Linked DNA regions of Homo sapiens: all the other regions are linked to region 1. The links are chromatin contacts, found by Hi-C or POLR2A ChIA-PET in ENCODE. All regions are on one chromosome and are shown on one strand. Each heading gives the region's core, a stretch centred on a gene start or an enhancer-like site at or near the end of the contact. The rest is flanking DNA. Distances are from core to core; before and after follow the strand shown.

The links. Hi-C counts contacts between places; a loop is a spot of excess contacts on that map. ChIA-PET counts read pairs that join two places held with the same protein, here RNA polymerase II (POLR2A). Pooled maps may share reads with other maps.
Region 2: a loop to region 1 is called in a pooled map, with 5 times the contacts of the local background. The contact joins the promoter of PLK3 here to the promoter of MAST2 in region 1. A Hi-C loop is called at or near these places in 4 of 50 pooled maps. POLR2A ChIA-PET finds 5 or more read pairs at or near these places in 2 of 52 experiments (OCI-LY7 and activated CD8-positive, alpha-beta memory T cell).
Region 3: a pooled map shows a loop between it and region 1 (9-fold over the local background). The contact joins the promoter of TMEM53 here to the promoter of MAST2 in region 1. A Hi-C loop is called at or near these places in 1 of 37 single-sample maps with no recorded cell type and 6 of 50 pooled maps. POLR2A ChIA-PET finds 5 or more read pairs at or near these places in 1 of 52 experiments (activated B cell).

What each region holds. Positions count from the first base shown.
Region 1 is chr1:45,801,293-45,805,033 of GRCh38, reverse strand. It overlaps MAST2 (microtubule associated serine/threonine kinase 2), which reads right to left and starts at 1,422. Exons shown (of 29, transcript NM_015112.3): 1 at 962-1,422. The coding sequence starts at 1,138. RefSeq lists a silencer at 1,155-1,594.
Region 2 is chr1:44,798,678-44,802,110 of GRCh38, reverse strand. It overlaps PLK3 (polo like kinase 3), which reads right to left and starts at 1,734. Exons shown (of 15, transcript NM_004073.4): 1 at 1,438-1,734; 2 at 1,164-1,271; 3 at 959-1,075; 4 at 360-489; 5 at 179-266. The coding sequence starts at 1,647. RefSeq lists enhancers at 1,058-1,107, 1,878-2,267, 2,318-2,377, 2,062-2,730 and a silencer at 1,498-1,777.
Region 3 is chr1:44,672,246-44,675,905 of GRCh38, reverse strand. It overlaps TMEM53 (transmembrane protein 53), which reads left to right and starts at 1,425. Exons shown (of 3, transcript NM_024587.4): 1 at 1,425-1,575. The coding sequence starts at 1,515. It overlaps ARMH1 (armadillo like helical domain containing 1), which reads right to left and starts at 1,192. Exons shown (of 12, transcript NM_001145636.2): 1 at 1,033-1,192. RefSeq lists silencers at 1,253-1,302, 1,373-1,422, 1,573-1,712 and an enhancer at 1,480-1,981.

The sequences.
Region 1 (3,741 bases), core at 173-2,672:
TTTATCTGAGAGAAAAGAGGTAAGAGACCTATAAGAAGTCTTAAAACATTCATGGATGAAGTCAGTAGGATCCCGAATAGAGCTGAACAAAAGGAAAGCTGTCACTAGAGTTCATTACTACAGAACATTTTTCTGTAAATCCAACAAGACCAAGGATTACTTATTCTCCTTTCACTAAACTTATTACCGCTACTAGTGGCAGCTTCTCCTGCCTGATAAAACTGACCTTTATCCCCTACTCATAAATACACCTACTCTTGACTAATAAATTACATAAACATATCCTGTTCATTCAGAAACTCCATGAATATTTGTATGCTGCTGTGTTTTCCCAGTAATGTGTTTTCAGTGGAAAACTAGCAGGCAAACCATATATCTACGAATTCTGTTCACAAAATTGGGCTTAACACTGCTCACATGCAGGTGTTTCACAAGTGCTTTCTTGTGAAATAGATGGTTGGTAAAGAGAGCCTTAACAATGATTGTGAACACACTGGTACAAAAGTATAATGATGGCCAAATCAGAGAATGCTTGGGAGTGTCATCCGTTTTTACAATTTTAAGGACAACCTCTAGAAAACAGGATAACACTACATCAAATTGACTTACATCTTACTCTATTTACTCCTATGGATAACTCCTCAACGCCTCTTTAGTAAGCCTACTCGTTGCAGCTCACACACTCAGCCCACATTCCAGCGTCCTTTCGCCCCATCCAGAACCCCTGACTATCTCTTGCACCAATTTTTCATTCTTCTACACCCCCATTTCCAATACAACCCCAGGCCACCACTTCCATTTCTCCACTCCCCATTTCTCGGCCTCCCCAGACCTCCCACTCCTCCCCGCGAACTACTCAGACCCCACCCCTCCAAAGCTCCAGCCCGGGTCCTCCCGCCGAAGATCCCCTCCCCCACGGCTTCCATTCAGGTTCACCCTCCCGGATCCCAACCCGCCCTACCTGCTCCTTGCCCTCGGGCCCCGCGGGGCCCGTCCGCTCCTCCAGCCGCTGCCTCCCGGGCGGCGCTCGCCGGCGCGGCGGCAAAGACTGAGACAGCTCCGCTGCCCGCTGAACTCCATCCTCCCGGCGGTCGGGCGGCGGCGGCTGCGGTCGGTCGCGGCAGCGGCTCCGCTTCATATCTGCAGCTGGGGCCCGCGGGCGTCAGCGCCGCGACTGTCCCGGCTCCGCACTGCCCCGGGCCGCAGCGCAGCCGCGCCAACCACCACCCGCGGCCACCATGGCCGGACGGGCTCCCTAAGCCACCGACCCCAGCCCGCGGCGCCTTCGAGCCTTCTGGGGCCTCCGGCGCCGCGACCTCCTCTGCGCTCCTCACGGAAGAGACAGCATCGCTGACGCCTCGCCTTCTCCCACCCAGCACACGTTGGGCAGGCCACCCGCCGCCGGCTCAGCCGCCTGCCTACAGCCAGCCTTCGGCCGGCCCCGCCCCTCACGCGCGCGCACCGGGAGCCCGCCCGCCACCTCCGGCCGCGCGCCGCCTCCCGCGCACGCGCCAGCGAACGGTCGCAAAGGACCCGCCCGTGGCCCTGGCGCGCAGTCGGAGGACCAGAAGCGAGCGGGGCTCTCGGCGCGCCGTCAGCGGCTGCGGACTCCCATTGAATCTTTCATTCATCCATTCATGAAACTGCTGGGCCAAGCTCAGTGCTGGGGACCCAAAAATGAGTTCGAGTCGATCGGTGTCCTCAAAGAACTAGGGAGAGAGGGGCCGGGAGCAGGAAGGAGACAGAATAACACAACTAATGAATAGAAGGCTAATGCATGCTTTTTTATTTAGTGCCTGCCAACTCTCACCTAATTCTCACATCACACTTAGGAGGCAAATCTGCGCATTCTCATATTACAGATAAAGAGACTGAGGCGAAGTGAAATGCACCAGGTCACCCAGCAAATCAGTGATCAAACTAGACGGAATTCTGGCTCTTCTGTCCCTTTCCACCGTGTTTGCTCTTTCCGGACAGTAAGACAGTGTGGAAACGCCTATAAAAGTGGAAAAAGTGATGGATTCCTTCTGGGAGGAGGAGAGGACAAAAAAGGCATACAATGAAGTCATCGTGTAGAGCCCAGCCCAGTCTGCTGTGGCCTGGGTAGCCTGACCTGCTGCCTGCAGTGACTCATCTGCTCAGCAACATGTGGTGGTAGCTCAGCTCTGGCCTCCCTCTGGCTTCAGCTGGTCTGCCACATGTTGTGTTTTTCCTCTTTTGACCTAGAAGCCTTGCTTAAAGCCTTCACCCATTTGTCCTGGGCCTCTTCCCTGACCCCTTTCTGAGTAATAAAAATAGCCAACACTATGGAGTGCCCACTGCATACCACACACTGTGCATTCAATTCAGACATACACAAACAAGAAGTAAGTTGTATTTCCATTTTACAGTTGAGGAAATAGGCTCAAATTACATAATATGCTCAACATCACACAGCTTATAAGTCCAGAGCCAGGACTCAAACCCAGGTCTGCCAGATCCGGACAGAAAGACAGTGCGGAAACACCTATAAAAGTGGAAAAAGTGATGGATTCCTTCTGGGAGGCCGGGAGGATGCACATAACCAATGTGCTCTACGGCCTGTCACCAGCCTGCTCCTCTATTCCCTGTCCCAGTTCCTTACCACCCATCCAGTTGCCTCAACCAGAAACCTGGAAATCATCCTGGACTCCTTCCTTGTCCTTTCCTCACATCCAATAAATGAACAAGTCTTATTGCCTCTATAACCTCACTATTTCTCCAATCTGCCTCCTCTTTCCGTCCCATTGGCACCACCTCAAGTTTCATCTTCCCTCACCTACTTGACTGAGAAAGCCTTCAACGGGTTCACTTATGCCAGTCTCATTGTCTTTAAACTCATCCTTCAAAAAGCCCTCACAAGACTCTTCCTATATGTTACTTGCTTGCTTAAAACAATTAAATGGACCGGGTGCAGTGGCTCACGCCTATAATCCCAGCACTTTGGGAGGCCAAGGCGGGCAGATCATGAATTCAGGAGATCGAGACCATCCTGGCTAACACAGTGAAACCCCGTCTCTACTAAAAATACAAAAAAATTAGCCAGGCGTGGTGGTGGGTGCCTGTAGTCCCAGCTACTCAGGAGGCTGAGAACTGCATGAACCTGGGAGACAGAGCTTGCAGTGAGCCAAGATCGTGCCACCGCACTCCAGCCTGGGTGACAGAGCAAGACTCCGTCTCAAAAAAAAAAAAAAAAAAAAAAAACAGTTAAATGAGGCCGGGCACGGTGGCTCACTCCTGTAATCCCAGCACTTTGGGAGGCCAAGGCAGGTGGATAACGAGGTCAGGAGATCAAGACCATCCTGGCCAACACGGTGAAACCCTGTCTCTGCTAAAAATACAAAAAATTAGCTGGGCGTGATGGCGGGCGCCTGTAGTCCCAGCTACTCGGGAGGCTGAGGCAGGAGAATGGCGTGAACCCGGGAGGCGGAGCTGGCAGTGAGCCAAGATCGCACCACTGAACTCCAGCCTGGGCGACAGAGCGAGATTCCATCTCAAAAAAAAAAGCAATTAAATGAATCTCAAGATGAAGTGTAAACTTACTATGGCTGGCAAGGCCATCCAAATCTGGCCTCTACCTCCCTCTCCTTCTCCCATTAATCCATGTGGTGACAACTAATTATAATTATTCCAGCTACATGTACAGGGTCTGTCACATCCTTAGTTACAAATAACAAACAACTCTGACTATCTTAAGCCTAAGGGGTAATTTCTTAGAAGGCT
Region 2 (3,433 bases), core at 485-2,984, 1.0 Mb after region 1:
CCGGTCTCGGTAACACAGGCTGCCACCTCCACCTTCACACATGCATGAACAGCCCATCATCCCTTCCCATTTATCTCATGCACACATCAGGCAGTCACCTTGCCTCCCACATACATATGCACTGTCTATCACGCATGTCATCTGTATCACACACAGGGCCCCTTTCCTCAAAACTCACTTCTTCCTCTGCTCCGGAGGCTCCAACCGGGCTGCCAGCCCAAAATCCCCCACCTTCAGTTCCATGTTCTCAGTGATGAAAAAATTTCCTAGATGGGGCAAGAGAGGTGTGTCAGATTCTTTCCTTCCTCCCTCCCTCCCTCCCTCCCCAACCTCCCATCCTCCAGGCTCAGGAGTCTCACCCAACTTGAGGTCCCGGTGCAAGATGCCGCGCTGGTGCAAGTACTTGAGGCCAGAAAGGATCTGCCGCAGGTAGTAGCGCACTTCTGGCTCCAACAGGGTGTGCCGGGCCTTCCAGATGTGGGCCAGGGACTGCAGAGAGCCACTGCCTCAGCCCCTGGTGAGCCCTCCCTCCCCCTCCCCCTCCATCTGTGCTCCCTGAGGAAGAAACAGGGCCCCAGCTTTGGGTCTTAAGACTGTCTTCTCGGCTGGGTGTAGTGGCTCACGCCTGTAATCCCAGCACTTTGGGAGGCCAAGGCAGGTGTATCACAAGGTCAGGAGTTTGAGACCAGCCTGACCAACAGGGTGAAACCCTGTCTCTACTAAAAATACAAAAATTAGCCGGGCGTGGTGGTGCATGCCTGTAATCCCAGCTACTCAGGAGGCTGAGGCAGGAGAATTGCTTGAACCCGGGAGGCAGAGATTGCAGTGAGCCGAGATCGCGCCACTGCACTCCAGCCTGGGCAACAGAGCAAGACTCCATCTCAAAAAAAAAAAAAAAAAAAAAAAAGACTGTCTTCTCTCCCTCACTCTCATCCCTGCGGGAATCACCATCTTTCACCTTTCGGCTGCAGAGCTCCAAGAAAATGTAGATGTTGTCAGCGTCCTCAAAGTGGTGCGAAAAACGCACGATGTGGCGGTGCTGCAGGTCTCGGTGCAGCTCAATCTCATTTAGGATCTGCGATGAGGGCGCGGAGTCGTCATCCTTCCATGGTTCCCATGCCACCGTCCCCACCCCACCCCTCGCCCGCTGAGCCTGGACCCACCTTCTCGCGCTGATGCGGCTTGGCGACGCGGCTCTGCGGGATGACTTTGACAGCGTAGGCGCTGCCAGTCTCTGTGTCAGTGGCCTCGTAGCAGCGGGCGAAGCCCCCCTGTGAAGAGGGGGCATCAGGCTGGTTGTTCCAGGGGGGCCGAGTCTGGCCCGCGGGCGTCCCCGCGTTGGGGGTCAAGTGCCCACGCCCTGCTCGGCGCCAGAAAAGAGGCCGGCCGGGACCCCCACCTCCACCATCACCACCCCGCGGACGTCCCTCGGCCCACCTTGCCCAACAAGCGGCCTTTGAGGTAGGTGCGGCCGCTGCGCGGGTCCGTGATGAGGCGCCCGGGGTCTGACGTCGGTAGCCCGGCCAGCATCTCCAGCTCAGGTCCGCGCAAGGCACTCGGAGGCGGCCCGGGCCCGGCCGGGGGAGCGGGCGCGGCGGCCGCACGCTGGAAGGGGCGCGGAGACAGGAAACCGGCGGCAGGCTCCATGCGGCCGGCGCGTCGCAGCGCGGTCCCGGCTTCTCGGTTCCGCCCGGCCCCGGCCGCGCGTGGCGCTGCCTGGATTTGCTACGCTGCGCTGGCGCCCAGGGGAGCCCAGCGTTTTATCAATGAACGCCTGCCCCCTCCCCGGCGTCTGGTCACCGAGAGTCCCGCCCCCTTCCTAGCAGCGAGTCGAGGAGAGGCCACTCCCATTCCCGGCCTTACATCACCCAGAAGCTCCTCCCCCACCCAACGCACTGCCAGACCCCGCCTCCTCGCCGCGCCCCGGGGCGCAGCCCGGCAGCTAGTCACCATGCAGGTGCAACCAGGCCGCAGGGGCCAGCTGATCCCTGTCCGCCTCTCACCCCTCCTTGGCCACTGCGAGTCCCGCTCGTGGGGGCCTCTTTCTTTCCCCATCCTTCGGGATGTGTGCTGAAGTCCGAGTGGGGCCCGGGCATCTGGGGGCGTCTCCCCAGCAACTAGATAGATCAGCGTTCCAGCCAGCAGCGGAGAGGCAGGGGCGGCGCTCGCTTTTGCCCGGGCATGTTACCCGACACTCCCCTTTCAGTGTGCCGGACCGCGTGTGTCCCTCGCCCTCGCCCGGGGCCCGGCCCAGTGCTGCCCTCTTTAGGGCCTGGAAGGAAGGCACAGTCTCGCGCCTGGCTTGCCTGGCCCGAGGGCTGCCTTGCCAGGTTTAGGAGTCAAGCAGAGTCTGGAATTTCAAGGCTTTTACCATGCTCCAGGCCACATCTTCCGCTACCCACTTCTACACTCTTGAGGGGCAAATTTCGGGTTCCTCCGGGGTCCGCAATTCCCTTCCTCTGAAAATACCCCCGGGCCTGGGTCAGCAGCCAGAGGCCAGAAAGTGAATGGGAATTGGATTTTCTTTTTTCTTTCTTTCTTTCTTTTTTTTTTTTTTGAGACAGAGTTTCGCTCTTGTTGCCTAGGCTGGAGTGCAATGGCGCGATCTTGGCTCATCGCAAACTCTGCCTCCCAGGTTCAAGCGATTCTCCTGCCTCAGCCTCCCGAGCAGCTGGGATTACAGGCATGCGCCATCACACCCGGCTAATTTTGTATTTTTTTTTTTTTAAGTAGAGACGGGGTTTCTCCATGTTGGTCAGACTGGTCTGGAACTCCCAACCTCAGGTGATCTACCCGCTTCGGCGTCCCAAAGTGCTGGGATTACAGGCGTGAGCCACCTTGCCTGGCTGGGAATTGCATTTTCTCAAATGCTAGACACGGGCACTTGGGCAGCTAGTCTCTGGACCACGTGGACCCCTAGACCCCTGCGCAATGCCCACCCTTCCCAGGGCCAGAGACAGAGGCCCAGGACCACAGGCCTCCTGGCCTTGTCTCTCACCTCTCTGCCCTCCCTCTGTGCCAGCCAATCAATTACCATGCCATTCCTCAAAGATTTATTGAGAGCATCTGCTAAGTGCTGGACACTATCTCGAATAAAACTAATCAAGCTTGCAGCCCTCATTTAGTTTACATTCTGCTTGATGGAAACAGACAATAGGCAAGCAGATAAACAAGGTAATTGCAGGCTGTGAAAAGTGCTATGAAGGAAGAATAAACAGAAGAGCAAATGAAGAGCCTACTTTAGAAAGAGTAGCCAGGAAAGTCAACAAATATTTGCTGAGTACCCAATTTGTGCCAATTTTACCTCCCAAATAGCTCTGATATCTATCCCCTTGGCTCCATCTTCCCCTCACACCCTGGCCTGGGCCACAGTCTCTCTTGTCAGGATGATTGCCACAGCTCCTTGCTGCTCTCCTGGCCTTTGGTCTCATGC
Region 3 (3,660 bases), core at 176-2,675, 1.1 Mb after region 1:
TCACTGCCACCTCTACCTCCCAGGTTCAAGCCATTCTCCTGCCTCAGCCTCCCAAGTAGCTGGGATTACAGGTGTGCACCACCATGCCCGGCTAATTTTTGTATTTTTAGTAGAGATGGGGTTTCGCCATGTTGGCCAGGCTGGTCTCGAACTCCTGACCTGAAGTGATACGCCCGCCTCAGCCTCCCAAAGTGCTGGGATTACAGGGGTGAGACACCACACTGGGCTCTTTGTTTTGTTTTTTGAGACAGGGTCTCACTCTGTCACCCAGGCTGGAGTGCAGTGGCACAATCATGGCTTACTGCAGCTTTGACCTCCTGACTCAAGTGATCCTCCCACCTCAGCTTTCCAAGTAGCTGGGACTTCAGGCATGCGCTACCATGCCTGGCTAATTTTTAAAATTTTAATTTTGTAGAGATGAAGGTCTCACTATGTTGCCCAGGCTGGTCTTGAACTCCTTCAAGCCATTCTCCCGTCTTGGCCTTCCAAAGTGCTGGGATTACGAGTTTGAGCCACCGCGCCTGGCATGCAAAGAGTCTTTCCCCCTCCCTATCTCTAAAAGTCTTTCAAGGCCCAGCTCAAGAGCCAACCCCACTGCCATAAATGCCCCTTCTCTGATTCTGAGCTCCTCAAATCCTTACTCTTCTGTAGTATTTATCTCACACGCAGAATCAGAGTTGCTTCATGCATGGTTTCTCTCCCTCTCCCGTTAAGACATGGGAGAGGGAGGGCCAAAAGCTTGATTCTCACTAGGGCCTAAGGAACCTTATTTAGCCCACCCAGTCTCTGGCACATAGTATGTAAATATGCTGGCACATAGTATGTAAATATAGATAAATGCAAGAAAGTTGCACTCCCAGCTCCTCGGTGGGCCCTATCAACAGGGCATTCTCTAAAGTCATCAACTGAAGACTGCTTCCCATCCACCCATCCATCCATCCATCCATCCATCCATCCAGAATATGCCTCAACCCCACTGGGTGGAGGTTGGGTCGGCACGCGCCCCCTAGGCCGTTTTGTACGGTTTTATACCTCCAGCCCTCGCAGTTGCGGCTGGTAGAGGATGGCAGAGGTAGGTAGACGATGCAAGTCAAAGGGCACACTCTTCCGCCGCGTAGGATAGGACTCTGTTCGGACGAGTGACCCTGCCCATTCCCAGAATACAGCAACTCTTCAGCCGCCTCTCACCTACATGAGAGGGTGGGGACTCTTCCTGACCGGCGCCCCGGCTGACCAATACCTGATCCAGATCAAGCGAATTAGCCAATGGCTGCGGGTCAGTAATAGGGGCGGGGCATGGTTGCTAGGGCCGAGCTAGTGGGGTGAGGCGAGAGGCTCTGGAAGAGACTCGGTGGTTGCTAAGGCGGGAGGTCACAGAGCGCGGCGCAGGGATTGGGCCGTGTTGGGGGAGGTGTGTGGTGATTGGGCGGCGCCCAGGAGGCGCCCGGGTGAGGCACGGGTGCGCAAGCGGGAGTTCCGGCTGGAGACCCGTGCTCTGGGCCGGCGCCTTCACCATGGCCTCGGCAGAGCTGGACTACACCATCGAGATCCCGGATCAGCCCTGCTGGAGCCAGAGTATGGAATGAGGGTTGGGTCCAGGCGCGGGGAGGTGACCTCATGAACCTGTGGGTTGCGAGCGCAGCTGTAGCCCCGCCCCTCATGCGGCCCCGCCCTCCCTCGGGCCGCCCCCTCATAGGGTCTGGCAGGTCCTAGACTTAGAGAGGCTCAGAGAGCCCCGCCCCTCGTAAGTCCCGCCCCAGAGTGTTCCTCCCTGGCGAGCCCCGCCTCTGCCCGAGTCAGCTGCTCGCTTGGGACCTCTTTTTCTGTCTTTCCTGTCCGGGGTGCTCAGGTCCATGCCCTTTAATCACTTCTCATAGCTGAAGGCTGCCGAAAGCTGGATCCCTCCTGATTCCTTTGTTTGGGATTGGGCTTCCCACATCTAGCCTATCACTTATTATTTTCCCGAAGGCGTGGAGGGGGAGGCTCGCGGGGTCACCGATCCTCGCAGAAGCCCGGGACTCAGAACCCTTAGCCGTCCCTCTCCACTCTTCTCGGCAGTGGTTAACAGTGCAGTCTCTGCCGTCGGGTAGAACTCGACTGAAATCCTGACTCCTTCCTTTAGGAGCTGGATTACCTTTGGTAAGCTACCTTCTCTGAACTTCAGTTTCCTCCTCTGCAAAACCGGGATAAGGATAGTAACCTTCCTCATAGGGCTGTTGGGGCCATCTGGAGATTGTGTAAAGGGCCTGGCATGGAGTGAGTTCAGTAATTGGCATTTACGATCAGCATTGTTTCTCTCCTTACATTAAAGAAAGACATGTAGGATTCTCCACAAAATTAGGATTGACAGCAGGCCCGCATCCATGACAGTGTGAGTAGATCGGGGTCCAGAGAGTGGAAAGTTTGGTCTCTCTGGGAATTCTGGCAGAAGGGCCTTGAAGTATGATCAGCCTGAGGCCAGCGTGTCCCTCACTTGCATTAGTCCAGCATCGCCTTCACGCCTCCTGTCTCACTGCCTGCAGCCCAGCCTCTTAAACTGCTACCACAGTGATCTTTCTAATGCAAAGGTTTGATCTTATACTCTGCTCTCCATAAAACTTACCTCCTTAAGGAGAGCCTTCCCAGATCCCTCCCGTAGCATCTCATGTTCTTTGGTTGGAGTCTAGGAGAGGGCAGCCCTTAGACTCCCGCAGAACAGATGGCCCCAGACCAGCTGTTTTTCCCTAGAACTGGATCTGCTGGCTTAGCGCTTTTGGGTTTATAGATGTAAAAATACTTTGGACACGTTTTGGCGTCAGCAAGCCATGAAGTCAGTTAATATTATTTCCTTTGGAGAGTCTTCGGCTGCAAAGGGTTGGAGCTGCCTTCTGCACGGCCAGGAGGGCAGCCTCGTGGTCCTGGTTCACATTTCAGCTCCATGTCTTACAAGTTATATGTCTTTGGCAAGCTATTGAACCTCCCTGAGCCTGAGATTCCTCCACTGTGAAATGGGAAGAGTACTAGTGCCTACCTCCTCGTGGGATTGCGAGGGTTACGAGGTAGCGTTTGGATGTGTGTCCCTGGCACAGTGCAGGTGCTGCCATTGCATTGCTCCCCTGTGGTTCCCCCTCAGCCCCCCTTTCTTTTTTTTTTTTTAAGAGATGGAGTCTCCCCTGTCGCCCAGGCCGGAGTGCAGTGGCGGATCCCATGGCTCCCTTTGCTGCTCCAGGAGGCTGGGTCTTAGAATTGGAAGAAATCTCAGAGACTGTTTTGTCCTGCCTCCCTCTGTTGGCATGAGTGCATTCCATTGCTAGCAGACCCTTCCCTGGGGCGATGCTTCTGCCCAAACATTCTAGCCTGTTGGAGGCAGCTGGGATTGTTAGAAAGCACTTCCCTTTCTTGAGCCACAATAGGCCTTCCTGTAATTTCCGCTCTCAGTTCAGTATTTGCTGTGTCCTGGCTGTGGGATCGTTGTTGGCCACTCAGAAGTGACTCACACGCCCAAGGAGCTGAGGTTTTGGGGAGGGGAGTGAATTTATAAGCAGGTGGTTTCAAAATGGTGTGCTAACTGCAGGGCTAGAGCATTGTGGTGGGAACGATACAGAGCAAGGAATCTCTCTTCCTCTGTTCAAGAGGACAGCTTCGTGCCTTCACATTTCCTCCAAGGGAAACACCTCCACG